Regions from separate parts of the Mus musculus genome. Here region 2 is linked to region 1. Evidence: chromatin contacts called from ENCODE Hi-C or POLR2A ChIA-PET data. All regions are on one chromosome and are shown on one strand. The core of a region is the stretch at or near the end of the contact, and the rest is flanking DNA. Distances in the headings are between cores, read along the strand shown. Region 1 holds the start of 1810058I24Rik (RIKEN cDNA 1810058I24 gene). Region 2 overlaps Slc13a4 (solute carrier family 13 (sodium/sulfate symporters), member 4).

Region 1 (6,853 bases), core at 2,747-5,246:
ACCCTGAGCACAAGCACACTTAAAATAATAAAATCTTTTTTAAAAATTGTTAAGCAAATATAGGCTCATGCCAGCACTGAAAAGGAAACCTAAAAATGACATTTGGTTTATGGTAAAAGCATCTACAACTCAAAAAACTGTACATTAACTAACTAGAACTAATAAAAAGCTAAGTTGATAAAATATTTTAAAATGCTATTTATGTTTACCTGTATGGGTGTCCTGCCCACATGTATAATATAATGCCCACCACATGCGTGCAGTATGCACAGAGGCCAAAGAGAACATCAGAACCCCTAGGACTCGAGTTACAGATGTTGTGAGCCTCTATCAATGTACAGCAAATCAAACCCAGGTCCTTTGGAAGAGCGACCAGCGCTCTCAACAGCCGAGGCATCTCTTCAGCCATGGCAACAGCATTCTTAAATTCAGATTCAAAAGAAGAAATCAGAAGGCCTTCCAAGGAGGCATGTACACACACTACCATTTCTCTGTCTTAGTTTTTAAACTCAGTGTGAAGACTATCACCAAATGTTTAGTAGTTTAAAAAAAAACAACCCTACATTCTGTGTATTAAAGCAAAACCTTGCTAGGGCTAAAGCCCTTCACTGCTTCCTAGGAAAGCATGCTTTATATTCAGTAATACTGCTTAGAGAAGAAAAGAAGGAGAAAAAAAAACCTCCTTAATGTGCCAATATTCAACAGAAGTACATGAAATCTCTCTGGGAAAGGTGTACGGGTTTGCCTGCTCTAAAAGAAGCTGGAGCTACCTTGTAACCACTATCTTATAATCAACGGTAGTAATGAGGTGAAGAAGGAAGACCTAAAATTAATGAGGGGCTCCATCCCAGGACACCCCCCACACCAACATCTGTAGCTATTCAAGCAGGTCCTACAACTGCACGGGAGCCCCCCATGTCCTCCCATACACTCTAACCCTCTTGATCACTCATAAGACCTACTGTATGGAAGGCCTGCGGCAGTCTATCCCACTGCACTGCTCAGGAACGGCAAGGAAAAACTGTACACATACCATTGATGAGCAACTATCTGCTAATATTTATATTTTTCATATTCATTCATATTTATCTAATCCATGGTTAGTTAAATATGCGGATGGGCCCAGCAATATGCAGAGCTGAGTGCAAACGAAGTCACTCACTGCGTATTGACTAAGTCCCTTTATATCCCCAACCAAATCCTTTAGTAGTGGAGAGAAGTGGCAGTATGCCAGCCAGACTGGAGAACCCTGCTAGTTCACAGCCTGATCCTCACAAGCATGCACACGTGGAATAACCACTATTACTGCCCAGGCTTATGCTGGGGGAAACTGAGGCACGGAGCAAGTAAAGATCTTACTCGTGACTACACAGCAGGTCTGGCGTGGAAAAATGGCTCAGCAGGGTAACACCCTGCACCCGAGCCTGGCAACCTGAGCTCAACCCCCTAGACCCACATGAGGGAAGGAGAACCGGCTGCTGGAGGCTGTCCTCAGACTTCTTGCACGTGCAGGCCCTCACAGGAGAGGCACGCACAGTCATCAACAGATAAACGGATGCAATGTAACAAAGAAGATGCACCTACGGTATTACATGATTCTAAGAAAAGACTAGATAAACCGGTGAATGCATGAATACGAGAAAGAAATCAATGACTATGTCAACATTTCAAATGTGAGCGTTAAGTGTGGGGAAAGGACTGGGAAAGCAGGAAGGCAAACTCAATCCAGATGAGTAGAGGCTGAGAGAAAGGCAAAGGAAAGCCACTGACAGTTGATACTTGGGATCTGGAAGCACAGAGAAGGGGATTCAAGGTTGTCCTGGAAGCTGATGTGAAAGGTGCTGGCTTGGGGAGGAGCCCGTTCCCTAAGGGTGAGTTTAGGAAGCACAGCCAGCTCCGGACTTAAGCACTTCACAGGAACTAAGAGCAGAAGCAAGCAGCGGGAGACAAGATTAGAGACAGGGAGAGAGCCTCCCAGCTGCTACACCCAGATATGGTCCCCTCACTCCGCAATTCTGAGCTATCCCAGGACAGAACCCACACAGCACGGTGCACAGGCCCCAGCAGCTGAATGAGGGTGAGTTATGAGGAGGTGATGCTACTGGGCCCCAGGGGGAAGAGGAACAGAAACTGTAGCAGTGTTCAGGTGCCCTGACACTCACAGCAGTGCTCACAGTCCAATTCCCATCTAGGTGTTCCTTCAAAGAACTTCAGCCAAGCTAGGAGCAAGCTGTGGAGTGCGGTGTGGAAATAGGGGTAATGGGTAGACAAGCCACACAATCAAATGCAAGTTTTCAACTTAGGCAACATCTCAGAGGTTACAAAGTATTCAGCTGCCTTGCACCATCAAAGGGAAGAGCCTGGAATCTTTCCACCACACCCAAGCCTCTCCTATCAGTGGGAGGCCAGTTCCCATTTCTGATACCTTACAGAAGAGACAGGGCAGTATATCTCAACCACGATTTAGTGTTTACGTGTTCAACATCTTGGCTCCTTTTGAAACCTCATGAGGTGCAAACTGAAGCATAGAAAATTTAAATAACCTGGCCAACACCCACCCAACCCCACGTCCCCAACACACACACATACACACACACCTTGAGATTAAAGATAGGGTCTAAACTCTTAACCATTTAGAAAACAGTTGAAACGGCTAATGTAAAAAGCAAGATTTGCAGAAACTAGCAGTGTTTGACCAAGTTCCACAAGAGGAAAGTTGATTCCATCTCTGTACATCTGATTCCACTTTTCCCAACAAAAGCAATGAAGAGGAGACAGACCCAGGGCAAGAGAAGGAACATCAGTTACATCCTAGCTAAGCATCTAATGGTCGGCTTCAGCATCTCTCCATAAATGTTGAAAATTTTGAATTTTCCAATCAAAACCCATGTTTAAGTACAGAGCGCTAGTCCCGCACCAGGTAGCCTCATTCAGCAAAGCACTTAAAAGGTTAAGTGTAATCGATTTAATGTTCTCCCTGCTTATCAATGAACAGCAAATGCAGTGGAAGGGCCAATCCTATCACCTTACACTAGCTGGCTGATGCTGCTTTTAAAAGTGATTCCTAACAAGTAAATTACTGCTAATTACTCCTACCTCCTAAACTAAGGCCTAGTTAGGACACTAGAGAAACCCCAGAGGCAACTGAGTCTTTGTAGGGCAGTTTTATGTAAACAATACTCATTCTCGGAGCACCAGGTAGCCACTGACCGTGGGAAAGAAAGAAGATATCTGCTTTATTAGAATTCGAAGATGAAACGCTTTCATCTGAAAGTGTTTGAAAACTTTCATCTGAAAATTTGACTGGCAAGTTTCCTAGAATCCTCAACAGGCAATTTTAGAAATACTTGATTTTTGCCAGAAAAACGTGTTAACTCAAAAAGGAGACTTGAAAGGGTGTGGGGAGGGGCAGGTTTTTACAAGAGTTACTCGCAGGGCAGTCTGACTCACTCCTCAAAGCGGGCAATCTGTAAAGGTCTGAAGAGGGAGGGCACTGTGGATCTCTCGCTGCGACCTCGTGATGTGGCTGACTAATGCACGGCGTGTGAAAGGCACTCTGAGGCCTCAAATAAGCCGTATATAATAGATGGGGGTCTACGGGAAGTCGCGTGGAGAGGACAGGAGCCAAGTCATCTTGATGACTCCTCCGACCCAACTTACCGCGAAGATTTCGCCAAGAGCTCACAGTAAGTGGTTTTTTGAAAACGCAGTCATATCACTGACACCCCAAAGTTTTCGGAACTTGAAGGACTACATATAAACAAACCCAGGCAAAGACCCAAGGACTTAGGAGGAGGCCAGAGGAAAACTGCGCGAGCAAACCCGAGGGCGACGAGCCCCAACTGCAGAGCCGTGCACCGCCGACCCGGGACCCCGGGGGAACGAGGCGACCGCGAGGCCCGATCCTCCGAGGCCCCACTCACCAGGAACTGGAGCATGATGTCGGTGGGGAGGGCGAGGAGGGTGTGAGAGGTGCTCCAGCTCCAGCTCGGCTCCGGGACTCCTCCCCGGCGCGAGGGCGGAACCCGCTGCCAGGTTCCGGTTTACGCCCCGCCCCGCCCTGCCCCGCCCTCTCCATTCCCGGAAGCGACTCGCGGAGCCGCAGCGCCCTCTGACGGCCATCTCGGGAAGCAAGAGGGCGAGGTGCAAACCTAGGCCTCTTTGAACCAAAGCCTCCGGGTGACAAGGACGCTGGCAATTGTATTAATACAGTCAGACGTGGCTGTGTTACCTACTAAACCAGGGTGGGGGTGAGGTAGCGGGTGCCATGCCAAGTGAACAACTCACTCTCCTGGGAGCCTTTATGAAGTCCACACTAATCTCCACCACAGCCGACTCTCAGACGAAAAGGGGGAAAAGGTTCCATTTCACAAAAGCCCACAAGTGTGCTATGCAGCCTAGTTAAGGGTAGTCCTCAGCCACGTGATAGATGATGGAGAGAGGTCTGCGGAGTCTGGCACGACTGGATCCAAGTAGCGATTGCTGGCAGCCACCAGCAACCTATCTGAAGTTTACTTCCTCCTCAAGTGGAGCGCGAATCATCTACCATGCAGGAGCCAAAGATGAATCCACTCTTGTCCGGTCGCGCTGCTGGTCACCCACATACACAAGCACATCGAAACCACCCTTCTCATGTTGCTCTCAGTCTTTGGAATTGACCTTTATCTAGTTAAGGGGTACTCTGGCTTCAAATAACAGAAAAACAAATCAGCTGCGCCTAGTGGGGCTGTTAACCCTGGGACAATGGCAGAGGACTACTTAACATATCAAAGTGGACCTGGCCTCCTGGTCCTCGCCAGCATCCCTCAGTCCCGGCCTGTTACAGGGTGTGGCTGGCACATGCAGCCCTCTACCCTAAACTCACCAGTTCAGGGGCTGGGCTGCTTTTCCCGATGAGGCTTTTCCCTATATAATCCAGCCATTTTGGTTACCTGAACTGTGATGGTTTACATATGCTCGTCCCAGGGAGTGGCACTATTAGAAGGTGTGGCCTTGTTGGAGGAAATGTGTCACTGTGGGGATGGACTTGGAAATCTTCCTCCTAGCAGCTTGAGGATGCTCTCTGGCTTCCTTCAGATGAAGATGTAGAACTCTCAGCTCTGCCAGCACCATGCCTGCCTGGATACTGCCATGCTTCCACTTTGGTGACAATGGACTGAAACTCTGAACCTGTAAGCCAGCCCCAATTAAATGTTGTCATTTCTAAGAGTTGTCTTGGTCATGGTGTCTCCTCACAAAAGTAAAACCCTAACCAAGACCCGAACCTTTTGTTCCTTTGCCCTTTGGGCCCCTGTATCTCATTCTGCTGCCTCTCCCCTCCTCAAAAGAGGAAAATATCTCTCTCTCTCTCTCTCTCTCTCTCTCTCTCTCTCTCTCTCTCTCTCTCTCTCTCTCTCTCTCCCAGCTCAATCAAAGTCAAGTTCTTTGAGCTCCCAGATGTCCTTGCCTCTAGCTATGTCTCCCTTTCTTCTCCAACCAACTTTCTCCTCCACCATCCCTAGTCAAGCCCTCTCTCAGAATTTCCCTCCATTTCTGTGTTTCTCCATCCATCCACCTCATTACTTCTCTCCCTCCTCCCAACTCATCTGCTAAACTGACAAAAGAGCTGATTAGAGGGGAAAAAAATAGAATAAAACATAAAGATCACACACCACCAAGGGAAAGGTCAATAGGTTTGGCATACTAAAATGTATTTAAATTGAGAAAAAATAACCCAGTGTACTTTAATAGCTGCAGAGAAAGTGGGGTGAGGCATTCTGAATTTTTTATTTAATCACTTTTACCCCTAAAAAATAATAATAACACAATGCACTGGCTAGTTTCATGTCAGTCTGGTGCAAACTAGAGTTATCAGATAGAAAGGAGTCTCAATTGAGAAAATGTGTCTCCTCTAAGATCCAGCCCCAAGGCATTTTCTTAATTATTGATCAATTGATCAGTGGTGTCTCACGCCTTTAATCCCAGCACTCCGGAGGCAGAGGCAGGCGGATTTCTGAGTTCGAGGCCACCCTGGTCTACAAAGTGAGTTCCAGGACAGCCAGGGCTATGAGGACCTGAGTTCCGGTGCTGGGCAGCTAGACTGACAAATCTCTGAGGCTTGCTAGCCATCGAGCCTAGCCCAAAGCTGTGGATTCCAAGCCAGTGAGCGACCCTGTTTCAGAAAGTAGGATGCAGAGTATCTGAAGCGTGACATCTAAGGTGAACTAACCTCTGATCTCCACTTACACATACATACACATTTAACAATTGAGGTGTTATCAATGGTGTGACAAACGCAGGAGGAAACCTAGAATACATATCGGAGAAAGCACTATAGACAACTACTGATTGGACAAAAACGAGAGGCATCCATTGTACATTCCTCCCAGTTCTTCAGAAGATCCAACATTTTCAAAATAATGTGGGGAAAGTGGGATTTAGGAAAGGCTAAATTCACACCTTGTACAGTATAGATCATTATGAAGAGAACATACACTTCAGTTATACTGATTAACTGAGTGAAAATGAATTAAAGTCCTATCTTAACTTAGTCAGAAATAGAGAGCCTGCCCTTGAAATGCCAAAACTCTGTAAATCGATGTCTAAAAACTGATTCTCTCCCCTTTGTTTTGCACAGGAACACATAACATCTTCTCCCCATGTCTCCTGAATCCAGGCATCAGCAAGGCCTTCCTACCCATTACCCTCTGCTGCAGGATGTATATCAATTCTGGTCAGCTGTGCCACTGCTGCTGCCACCGCTGCCACCACCACTGTGTCCCTCCCTCCCGCACACTTTCCCACTGCCCTCTGACCTCTAAAGTTAGTCCCCTGCACTTCTGGAAGCACTGATGAGAAAATAAGGTAATGCTGG
Region 2 (6,498 bases), core at 1,162-3,661, 36 kb before region 1:
ACTTGGCTTTGAAGCCTGTTCCAAATGCACAGCCAGACACAAAGACAGAATGTTCCAAGTGAGAATGTAGCAGAACATAGGTGATGAGGAAAGGGATTCTGAGAACGGAAGGATCCAACAGGGACGGGGCTGGATGTACCAGGGAGACATGTGGACGAGAAGGGAGGGTTAATCAAAGTGAAGGACAAAAAATATAAGTTTATTCTTTCTTTATTAATGTATTGGTTCTTTCTCATTTGAGTGAAATGGGGAGGGGGAGTAAAAATTGTAAAAGTACCTTCAAAATTTCTATCCCACTGAGTGTGGCAGTAAGTCTAGTTCTTAGCTTTTGAGTCAGGGTTTCTCTGCATAGTACTGGATGTCCTTTAACTCATTCTGTAGACCAGGCTGGCCTCCAAGTCGAAGATCCACCTGCCTCTCCATCCCAAGTACTGGGGTTAAACGTGTGCGCCACCACTGCCTAGCAGAGTTGGTATTTTTAAACAACCAACTATTCTAGCTAGTAGTAGAATGCTTGCCCAACGTGGGAGAGACCCTGGGTTTGATGTCAGAGCTGAAGAAGATAAGGAACTACCCAGTTATTTGAATAAGCCTCCCCTCACTGCTTCTACTTCATCAGCCTCTGCCTCTGAGAACACACTGTCCTGCCCATGGCCTCTTCCCAGGTGGTGACTGGCCTTCCTGACCCCCCTACAGGTGGCGGCTGAGTACTTCAAGAACACCACGCTGCTGTTGGTGGGCGTCATCTGTGTGGCAGCAGCTGTGGAGAAGTGGAATTTACACAAGCGCATCGCCCTGCGCATGGTCTTGATGGCGGGAGCCAAGCCTGGCATGTGAGTCACATGGCATGTGGGGTCCTGGGGCAGTGGTTCCTCTGCTAAGTGGGAGGTGACACCAGGATGATGGACTCCCACCTCCCGCACCTGTGAGAGAGATCCCAATAACTAGGAGTGATCCTGATAGCCACAGAATACAGATCTGAATGGTAGCCCTGATGTTACTATCACCTGAATCTAAGGAATTCTCTTCACAACCTGGACCACAAGGACAGGTTTGCAACACCTGAGGGCCTTGTGAGAAAGCATAAAATGGACCAAACAGAAACAGTTTCTCTTTTTTTTTTTTTGCCTGTGGGTTAGAGTGCACATAGGTCAAAGAATTGGGTGGCTTTTCCATTGTCATTTAAGAAGCCATGAACATCTCTTCCCATCCACCCAAGTTGCTGAGGGGGGTGGGGGGAGTGTTGCTTCAATGCCTCACATGCTCCCTCTTTCTCCTTCCACTCGGCCATCAAGAGACCCAGCAAGGGGGCATCCTCACCCTCACAGCATTCGTGAGGGCATCAGGGTGGACAGTTTTGTGTGAGCCTTGCTCCCACTGCACAGGATCTCCTTTGTTCCTCTTCCCTTTCTCCACTCCTAACGGCTCCGGCTCCTACGTCTATGCAAGCTGCTGCACCCGCTGGAAGAGCAGACTAGAAACAATGTAGCACTGTTTTCAGCATTAGTCTTTCAAATGAGTTCTTGGAACTCTGAAGCCCGCCCCTGACTCCCAGGTTGCAAAGCAGAGCCTTGCTAATTATGGCTAAAGCCACCCAGGCCCAGCAACCGGCTGCCCACTCTGTGCTTCCAAGGCACACAAGGAGCATTGCTTCCAACATAGTGGGACCTTGTGGCTCCTTTGACTCTGTTCTGTTTTTTGTTTTGTTTCCCTTGTGGTACTGGGGGAGGGGTGGAGAGAATGAATGAAGCAATCGCTCATCCTTGCCCTAAGCAAGCACTCAAGCCCCGAGCCACATCTCCAGCCCCTGCATAGCTCTGGAAATCTTTATCCTATCAACAAGAATGTCCACCTGTCTGGGTTTGCCTTCTTCCCTATTTACCACACTACCCAGCAAGTTCATGCCGGCATGGCTCGATATCATGGCGCGCTATCAGTGGGTGTGCCAAACATGAGAGCTATGTTGCTCTCAGCTCAAACAAAACACTGCCAGGACTCAGCCCTGCTTGGGCACAATCCACACATGTGCTGTCTCCTTTGTGCAAAGTCATCTGAAGTATAAACAAGTCATCTTTGTCTCCACCTCTCCTAGGCAGCAAGCCCCAGGTCTGCACAGGCACGGTTTGCACTGTGCTTCCAAGTCAAAGGGAAATCATTTGAAGGTTATTTTTGTTCTGTGCTCCTCCAAGCTTGACGCTTTCAGAGACCAGCTGGAGACACACACACACACACGCACACACGGACAGGGGAGACTACTGTGGCTTTGTGGCCATCCTTGCAGCTAGTTGGCACTGGGACAAGTCGTGGGAGAACGAAGTGCCAGGACTGTTTGCTCCCAAATTACTGTGCTGACTTGCTCAGAGCATGGGGTGCCCTAGACTTGCTGGCTGCAGGGGAGGGGAAAAAGATCCCCTTATGCATAAGAGACACACCACAGAGCTCCACCTAACGTCCACACAGAGAGAAGGGAACAGCCTCTGAGTCCCTACCCTGGATCCTTTCTATCAAAGCTAGCCCTTCTTTCTTTAAAAGCTTTTTTCCTGGCCATGGTCACTAGCCACGGCTTGGGAATCATTTGCTGGACCAATGCTGAAATAAAGGGTTACCCCGCACCAAGTTCTGGGAGTTTAGAGGTGAATGGCACCTGGGGGCTCATTAGGGTCATAATTCATCAGGATAACGCTCTGCCCAACCGTCCCTGCCCTCCAGGCTCCTGCTGTGTTTCATGTGCTGTACCACCATGCTGTCCATGTGGCTCTCCAACACCTCCACCACCGCCATGGTGATGCCCATCGTGGAGGCGGTGCTGCAGGAGCTCATCAACGCTGAGGAGGAACAGCTGGCAGCCGGCACTGAGGAGGCTGAGCTCATGGGTACAGTTCACTGGGGGCCCATCTCCCCTTTGCTCCTCCCCCCAGCCTGGTGCCCATCTTCATTGGAGCCTCTTGGCCATGCCAGCAGTCACAACCCAAGCTACCCTTAGCCCATTCTCATTCTTCCTACGTTGCTCACAGGCATCCTCCACCCCTTCTCTTTGTCCCAATTTCTCAAGCATTATTACAAAACTCCGGTGTCTGCCTGCATCTACAGCCCCACTATGCCTTCAGAGCAGAGAGAAGGGGAGAGGCCATCACACCTCTGCCCCTGCCCTGAGCCCCTGGCCTTCCACATACGGGGTCCACTGCAGCCTTAGTTTTAACTTCCTGTGTTTCTTTACCACTTTAGGTCTTGATGTAAACAACAGACAGACGTCCATGGAACTCATCTTTGTCAATGAAGAGTGAGTATGACCATCCCTCTTCCCAGACGGAGCCTCTTGGGGCCATTAAAGAGGACAGGAAAGATAAGACCAAATCGTCTCTTTTAGATGCATGTGCCAAGCTCGCCATCTTGTCCCCATCCATAGGATCTACCTCTGACGATCTTGAGGGGGTCTCCCCTAATTCCAGAACACTTGGGAATAAGGAGGAATACAAAGACCCACGTTAATTCCAAGTAGATGTAGGAGCCGCCCTATGGCTGCCAAGTACAACTACATCTGTACTGATGCGGTTAGAATACTGGGGGACAGTTGTTGACAGGCTGTTTGATGCTCTAGCAAGCTGAAGCTAGGAAAGGAGAAACATGGTCTTGAGCATTCAAATGCTGTGGGGTCCATCAACAGCTGACTTCTTTTCAGAGTACATATATACATATATACATACATACATACAAACATACGTGGTCTTTAAGGGTATTCCATGGTGAATACAACCCATTTTTTTAAAAGATTTATTCATTTTATGTATATGAGTACACTGCAGCTGTACAGATGGTTGTGAGCTATCACGTGGTTGCTAGGAATTGAACTCAGGACCTCTGCTCACTCTGGCCCCGCTGGCTCCAGCCCATATATTTATTATTATATGTAAGTACACTGTAGCTGTCTTCAGAAACACCAGAAGAGGGCATTAGATCTCATTATGGATGGTTGTTAGCCACCATGTGGTTGCTGGGAATTGAACTCAGGACCTTTGGAAGAGCAATACAATGCTCTTAACCACTGAGCCATCTCTCCAGCCCCGAATACAACCCATTTCAAAGTTGTATTTCACAATGGTTCTTTATAATTTGCCCGTTTAAATACAAAAAAAAAAAAAGAATAAGAGCTCATACCGAATGAACTCAACCTATAGAGCTGGACAGACACAGAGAGGGACAGACGCAGAGAGGGACAGACATGGAGAGGACCCAGCCAGAAACATCATCATCTTCTTCGTCTTCCCACTGTCTTCCATGGTCACCCTGTTCTTGCTGCCCTCTGCCTTTCTTGGTATCTCAGATACCACAGCTTTTCTGGCCCCTTCGGAGAGGCACAGTGATCTCACTTTCGGATCCCCAACAGGCTAGCCCAGGTTCATATCAAAACTTTGCTGTTTCCAAAGCTTGTCCCCTTTCTGTGGGTCCACAGCGGTTCCCTCTGGACCCAAGCCTGCAGAAGAAGAGATGAGAGTTGGTGGGGGTAGGAACTGACCTTTCGTTGTCCCCTGCCCCAGCTCCTCCTGTCCCTTGTCTACTGTCCCCTCACTCTGCTGCTTCTGCAGTCTCCAGGGTTGGGGTGAACATAGGGAACAGAAAAGACCAAAGGGTAGACTCTTGTCTGAGACCCAGGCCCGAGCTCTGTCACTTGTGAGCACCCTGCTTCAGGGTTCAAGGTGACCTCTTTGCCACCCAGGCCTGATGGCTGTTGGCTCTTGGACGACCATGTATCTCGGTCCTTCCCAGTGTTCTGATGGTCTAGCCCTCTTTGTTTCCTGGGGTCACTGTTTTCTGGGCAGTGCTTTGACAATGGCTCCAGTCCTGGTTTCTCCTGTGTGTCCACTCCCTGAGGAGATTGTGCTCTGTAGAGCACAGGAAGTAAAGGCTGCTCTTAGGACCACAGTCACTCTCCTCTCTGACCTTTCTGGCTACACCGTATCAGTAACAAAAGTCTAAAACAAAAGCTCACCTGTTCTTAGACATCTCAGAATCCTCTGTGCTGATGGGAGCCAGGGTATTTAGTCATCTTCCTTGTGACCAGTACCTCCCAGGACTGCCTTCTGAAGTGGTCCTAGCTTCCCCTCTTCAGCCAGTCTAGGCAAATCATGACAGCACATTCTCCAAAGAACACTTTTCTGGAACCCTCCTTCAGCTCCCACCGATGCAGCCTGGACATGCTGATGATTACAGGGTCTTCTGTCCTGTGTGTGAGTGTCCAGCATGTCATCTGCCTTCAGCTGCTAGGCTCACAGTCCATGCAACTGAGATGGATCATATACAGCTACTGAAAACTCAGTATGTCAGGGGCTCTGATTCAGTCCCCTCTTCCTCCAAGGAAAAGACTGAGGAAGCCTCAGATGTAGGAAAGATTCAGTGCATACAGCTGACTGCCCCCTCTCTGAGGTACAGTCACTGACCCAAAATTCATTCCCATCTTGCTGCTGTCACCTCAGAAAAGCATGTCCCATATTTCTGTTTCTAGGCAGTGGCCTTCTTGCGTCAGGTAGTAAGGACACCATTAGGGTACAGGTTCTCCAGGGAGACAGTTGGAGACCCCTGTGCACCCACTTCCGACCTCCCAGTGCTAAGTGATGATGTAAAGATGATGGTAGTCTGGATCTGATATGGGGTTTGATAGTGTCATAGGAATGAAGTCTACTGTAAGGGCCTTCCCCCAGTCAGCCCTCTATGTTTGCTAATTATTAGGAATATGGGTGTCACTTCAGATGAAGCTGCCACTCCATCCTTGGGAGGAAGCAAGACCATGGTCTCGCATCCGGGAGTCAGGGAAGACTAGGAAAAAACTGGTTCTCTTTGTGGGCTAGACAGCTTGAGTATAAGATTAAGATCCTTATACCAAGCACCCAACACGAGGAAGAGCATCCCTCTCACCAGGCATGATCCACTACGGTTTCCCTGTTTCTCTTGCTTGTTTTCAGCACGTCGGCTGCAGACTTCACTTCTCTGATGCAGAGCAAGGTATGACCTTGGTTTCCCCCACCCAGGCCTTGAGATCTCCTGGAACTCCCTCATGATAACTCATGCGCCAAGATGCCTGGTAGCTTTTCCTACCAGCAGCCTCAGTGGATTGACAGTGGAGAGGTGCTCACCCAGGCTGGACATAAGGAGAGCCAGGCTTCTGACAAGGGTGTGGTGGTTCTGAACCCCAGATCGGAGTCCTGGGTAGCTAAAGAAGACAATATAATTTAAATAAGTGAAATATAAATTAACTGTTTTGATGGAAACCAAAATTCAGACACCTCAATTTCAAGAGTCACATGTTTAAGCTTGGGGTTTTTATTCTTCTTTATGGGAATTCCATTTGTATTTAAGAGAGGAGGGTTTACCTGTATACAGTGGCTAAATCCCATCCTCTTTCCCTAAAGGTTTTACATCTTTTCACAAGAAGTATAAATGGCCAATTAAACTGTGTGGTTTATTTTTCTTGTGTGTGTGTGTGTGTGTGTGTGTGTGTATGTA

Evidence for each region. Hi-C counts contacts between places; a loop is a spot of excess contacts on that map. ChIA-PET counts read pairs that join two places held with the same protein, here RNA polymerase II (POLR2A).
Region 2: a map of left cerebral cortex shows a loop between it and region 1 (2.7-fold over the local background). The contact joins the enhancer-like site here to the promoter of 1810058I24Rik in region 1. A Hi-C loop is called at or near these places in 7 of 37 maps with a recorded cell type or tissue (heart and left cerebral cortex). POLR2A ChIA-PET finds 5 or more read pairs at or near these places in 2 of 5 experiments (Patski and embryonic stem cell).

What each region holds. Positions count from the first base shown.
Region 1 is chr6:35,249,853-35,256,705 of GRCm38, reverse strand. It overlaps 1810058I24Rik (RIKEN cDNA 1810058I24 gene), which reads right to left and starts at 3,996. Exons shown (of 3, transcript NM_001384235.1): 1 at 3,924-3,996. The coding sequence starts at 3,938.
Region 2 is chr6:35,284,129-35,290,626 of GRCm38, reverse strand. It overlaps Slc13a4 (solute carrier family 13 (sodium/sulfate symporters), member 4), which reads left to right. Exons shown (of 16, transcript NM_172892.3): 3 at 697-833; 4 at 2,710-2,873; 5 at 3,226-3,280; 6 at 5,958-5,997. Among named protein-coding and RNA genes, the nearest start is that of Slc13a4, 21 kb to the left of the region's middle. Within about 2 kb of position 2,411, at least 1 of the 3 ENCODE cell types and tissues checked has a DNase peak (open chromatin) inside an H3K27ac peak, as active enhancers do; it is heart, where a contact is called at or near this core.